Regions from separate parts of the Mus musculus genome. Here region 1 is linked to region 2. The links are chromatin loops, found by intact Hi-C in ENCODE. Cell type or tissue: heart. All regions are shown on one strand.

Evidence for each region. Peaks named below come from ENCODE experiments on the same cell type or tissue, not always from the same donor. Only the 100,000 strongest peaks of a DNase experiment are listed, where the experiment ranks them.
Region 1: a loop joins it to region 2, with 2.5 times the contacts of the local background. A loop is called at or near these places in 12 of 42 quality-filtered maps.

The regions. Positions count from the first base shown.
Region 1 is chr12:69,240,863-69,243,362 of GRCm38, forward strand. It overlaps Klhdc1 (kelch domain containing 1), which reads left to right and starts at 970. Exons shown (of 13, transcript NM_178253.5): 1 at 970-1,151. The coding sequence starts at 1,056. In heart, no CTCF peak of the experiment used is centred here; a DNase peak (open chromatin) is centred at 1,009; H3K4me3 peaks cover 1,768 bases; H3K27ac peaks cover 1,353 bases.
Region 2 is chr12:69,295,182-69,297,681 of GRCm38, forward strand. Klhdc2 (kelch domain containing 2) reads left to right here and starts at 1,500. Exons shown (of 13, transcript NM_027117.3): 1 at 1,500-1,966. The coding sequence starts at 1,814. In heart, a CTCF peak has its summit at 1,415; a DNase peak (open chromatin) is centred at 1,510; H3K4me3 peaks cover 1,799 bases; H3K27ac peaks cover 2,072 bases.

The DNA of each region.
Region 1 (2,500 bases), 54 kb before region 2:
GTTTTAAAGGCAGTTAACAGTTGCAAGGAAGGGGGGGGGGTGTTTCAAGCTCCCACCCCCAGCTTTTGTAGGCAGTTAACAGTTGCTAGGCAGAGACATTTTATTCAGTGGAATAGCTATGCTCATGTAACTGTAATTAAAATCATTGGTTCTTCAAGGAAGACTTGAGGTTCGCTCCTCTCCCCAGAGAAAATGTATACAAGTGGGAAATGAAAGATGCAAGACAATAATGTTTCCTTTCGTGTTTAGAAAAGGGGAATTGTGCCTGTGTTCCCACATAATATCACCACGAAGAAATAATAGAACACTCAGTGCCTCAGGTACCAACACCTTCTACAGCGATTAGCACGGAAGTACACGTGAAGAAAACCAGGGACACCCAGGCCCTACAAAAGCAAAAAAACCTCATATGCGTCTTGAAACCATGTATTACCGAGGCTGAAGCAGAACTGGCATTGGAGCACTGCTCGTGTTAAAAAATGATCTCTCTCACACACACACAGCCAGGAGGATGCTCAGGTCAATAAGCTGGCCCAGTTGGGGTTCATAAACCCAATACTTTGTACAGTTGTGAGAAGAAGAAGAAAAAGAAAGCTCACTTTCCAAATGAACACCATGGAGCTGGAGAGATGGCTCAGAGGTTAAGAGCATTTGTTCTTGCAGTGGACCCAGGTTTGATTCCCAGCAGCCACATTTCACAATTGCCCATAATTCCAGGTCCAGGATGTACACCATACATACATACATACATACATACATACATACATACATACATACAAGCAGAACACTCACATACATAAAGTAAGTTCATGAGAAACCATTCTTGATTAATAGAGCCCTAAGAAGCCCAGACAGTGGCTGCAGAGAGGCTTCAGGGAGAGGTTTGCAGTGTCTTCGCAGCGCCCGGTGCTCCCGGGAGCGGCCAGGCCCCGGTCCGGGGCGGTGGCCGCGCAGACGCGCAGGTTCCTCGGTTCCGCCTCCGCCAATCTGGACCCTCCTCGCGTTCCGTTCGCGCGTGCGAGCGGGCGCCGAGCTGGCTGGGCCCCGGAGGGCGGATGGCGGACCCGCAGGCGTTCTGCGTGGCCGAGGAGCGCAGCGGCCACTGCGCAGTGGTGGACGGACACTTCCTCTACGTGTGGGGGGGCTACGTGGTAAGGGGAAGGGGCGGGCGCTGGGGCGGCGCGGGAGCGGAGGCAGGGGGATGACGGCCGGCGACGCAGCACTCCCACAGGCTCCCAGGCGAGCCGCCTGCCGTGCTGCCCACATCGCTCCCGCTCCCAAAGCCACAAAACGGGGTTTCGGGGTGCGTGACCCCTCCAGCCTCCGTGGCTCAGGACTGGAGAGGACCCCAGAACGTCGTGCCGCGTTGTTTGGTATCATTGCCACCGTGCTACTCAAAATACGGAAGTCACCAAGCAGTTAAATTTATCAGCTATTTTTAGTGGCATTTCTTTGCTAATTAAGTACCTCTGGAGTCTCAAAATAGATTCGTATTCGCAACACTCCACCACAGAGTTTTGTGGCTGAAAATTCGTATTGCCATGGCGGTTGGAATGTGTGTTTGTTTTGTTTCTATGATCGTAGGATGATAACAAGGATTATCGAGTTGGAAAAATAATTCAGGTGTACCTGCCCACCCCGTTTGTTTACAGATTAGAAAATAAGCCCTACGGAATCTCTTCTGCAAATAGAAGATAACATCTTCTGACCTCCTCAGTGCCCTTAAATGACAGACCTGTAACACAACGAAATAAAGTGCATACTGTGTGTGTTAAGAATTATCAGGTCCGAGTGGGTTTTGTTGTTTTGTGTGCTTATTCCTAATTTAGTGCAGTATAAGTAAAAAAGAAAAAAAGAAAAATTGGTTTTTTGTGTGCCAACTATATCTGGTATGTCCTAATCATATGGGATTATCGACTAGGGTCTAATCTGTAATGTTAATTTTTAAAATTTATTTTATGTACATGAATGTTTTGCATATATACATGTGTGTGTATGTATATATGTATGTGTGTGTATATATATATGCATCCTGTATCCATGGAGGTCAGAAGAGGGTGTTAGGAGCTGGCATTACAGATTGTGCTGGGAATCTAACCCAGGTCCTCTGCAAGAGCAACCAGTGCTTTTAACTACAGAGCCATCTCTCGTGCCCCACATCTTCATTTTATAAAGAAAGGCATTGACCCTTCAGTGGTCATGTGACACTGGGGGCTGCATTCTGGAGCTTTATTTTGCTTTGTTAATTATTTGAGACAGGATCTCAGACTGCAGCTCACACTGCCTGGCCTGGAATTTCATGTGTAGCCCAGGTCAGGCTCGGATTCAGGATAAGCATCCTGTTTGTGCCTCTCAGGTGTTGAAACAAACAGGAGCATGAGCTACAGCTAGCTCTCCCATCCAGAAACAAAACCCAACCAACCAACCAGACAAACCCACAGATCTCAAGTACCATAGGCTGGCCCTGAGCGTCTCATCCTCTGGTTTCCAGTTACTCGTG
Region 2 (2,500 bases):
TTTCAAACATGGGTGCTTCCTTCTACAAACTAACTTTACCTTCATCATTTGAGATTAAAGTGTGTGCTAAGGGTGTGTCTGTATTCCAATCAGAGTAGCCATGTTGCTGGATAAAAATCCTTCTACAATGGCCCAGGACTATTTGTAACTATTGATAGTCTCATGGAGTGACAGAAGTCTAGTCTCTTGAGGACAAGGGACAGCAGTGGCTCTGTGGTGTAGATTACCTTCATCTGGCTTCTGTGGCAAGATTCTCTGGGATGCTAACTGTTCTTGTTAACTGAAGTGTATCCGTCCAGAACATGGGTTTTGTGCTTAAAAGCTCACTCTGAGAAAGGCTCGTTGCTACACTGGGATCCCAAACTAATAAAGACTTTCTATTGCCTTAAGTTCATGTCTGAGCTGTCCTCTCTAGTGGCTATCCCCACAACACCATCAAATTTTTCTTGCAAACAATAATCACGAGGCAGTAAAATGTGTCCAAGTGCAGCTCATCTGGAATAAGGCTGATCTGTGGAGGAATATCCACTTGCATGCTCCTGACCCCTAGGGCAAGGTGATTTCCACTGTTGGACGATCAGTTGCTCACCACAAACCTCAGCTTAGTGCAAATTGGTCATTCACATTACAGCAGATTTGCAGTGTGAGAGGTTGTGGCCAACAGTGAGAGATGTCTTCTACCCGCCAAACATGAAACTGATGCTAGATTTTCTTCTCCAGTGTCATCCAGCACGAAGTGGCTGGTGGAAACGCTGCCAATCTCTTTTTGACAGTATACACCCTGGGCAGCAGCAGGAAGGCCATTTCTCTCTCTGACTGTCTCTTGCAATGGCAGTGAGGAAGGCCCCCCTCAGCACAGCACCAAGGGCACTGGACATCTCTTGCATGGCAAAATTGCCCCAGGGAGACCTGGATGAATCTGGTCAAGAAACAGAATCTGCCTGGTGGAGCACACCTTTTATCCCAGCGCTTTAATCTCAAACCCCAGACCCTTAACTCTTGTGTTTCAGCAAGTACATCTCCAGCAACTGGTGAGAGTTTCAAAGAGAAAAGCTTTTTTTGGTCGTTTTTGTTAAGTGTGTATTTTGCTCAGTATATATTTAGCAGTCCCAAAACGAAGAGAGGGAGAAAGAAAAAAAAAAAAGACAAGATGAGCAGCACGGAGAGCCACCATTTAAATGAGGAGCCTGAAGTGTTTTCCAGACCAGCCTTATTTTATGGGCGAGGAATTGGGTTTAAATAATTCGTAATTTTCATTTGGCCTCTTAGAAGCCCAGATTGTGAGTCTGGGATTCGCATTCTTTCCCCAAGGGTGGGTTGTTATGGTTTAGGAACTATCCAGGCCAGAGCACCCTGAGGCGGGAGGACGGATGTTGGGAGGACTCAGATGCCCAAGGGCCCGACTGGGAGGACTACACAGCAGTAGGACAGCACTGCGGTGGGACCGGACGACGGGAGGCTCAGCAGCGCAGGGGGCGAGAGCGCTTCCGGAGCGTGGGGACAGTGTCCGCTGCGGACGACTTCCGGCGGCGGCATAAACAAGGCCCCGGCGGCCGGAGGCGGGGCGGGCTGCGAGTGCGAGCCCCGTCGGCCGCTCTCCCGCTCTGAGCCAGGACCCGGCCGCGGCGCGGTCCCCGCGAGACCCGCAGCCGCTGTCGGCGCGCGCCCCAGCGCTCGTCCCGGAGGCGGAGGCGTAGCGCAGGACAGGCGGGTCGTCAGCGCTGGCTGCGCGCCGCGGTCCACCGCTCCGCTTTCCTTTGTCTCCCGTCTGCGGGGCCGGAGCGGTCTCGGTGGCCAGCGGTGCAGCCTCAAGATGGCTGATGGCAACGAGGATGCTCGAGCGGAGGATCTGCCGGGCCCGGCCTTCGAGAACTACGAGGCCATGGAGCTGGCCTGCCCGGCTGAACGCAGCGGCCACGTCGCTGTCAGCGATGGGCGCCACATGTTCGTCTGGGGCGGCTACAAGGTCAGTAGGGCGGAGTGGGCACGATCGCCGCCGCGGCTCTTGCTCATTCAGGAGAGCATCTTCCCGCCCTGCCCTGGTGGATTCGGGGATCCTGGGCTATTGTCACCGCTCTCTTGAACTTATGAGTCAGCCTATCCCACGCACCCCCTACGCATTGTCTTTGGAGTGAGCGGAGCGAGGTTCTGTTATTGTGGGTCGCGTAGCGGGTGACTGTGGCCCGAGGTACGGAAAAGGGTGGGGGCGAGGGTGTGTGAGAATCACTCATATACCTTTGGGCCCGGTCGCCCGGAGCTGGGGCCATTTAGCCGACAGACACTATATTCAACAATATTGTCACTGTGTGAACCAAGGCCACAGGAATCGCTTGCTCAACCTCCCCGAAGGTGTAACGGTGTCATCAACACCTGTGCAGATGCCCCCACCTATCTATTGTTTGAACGCAGGGCCATTTTTCTTAACTGGTCTCAGCTGAGAAAGGATTGCTCCTCAGTAGGCCTTACTGCGGATTTTAAAGGAAAAAATAGCCAGTGAATC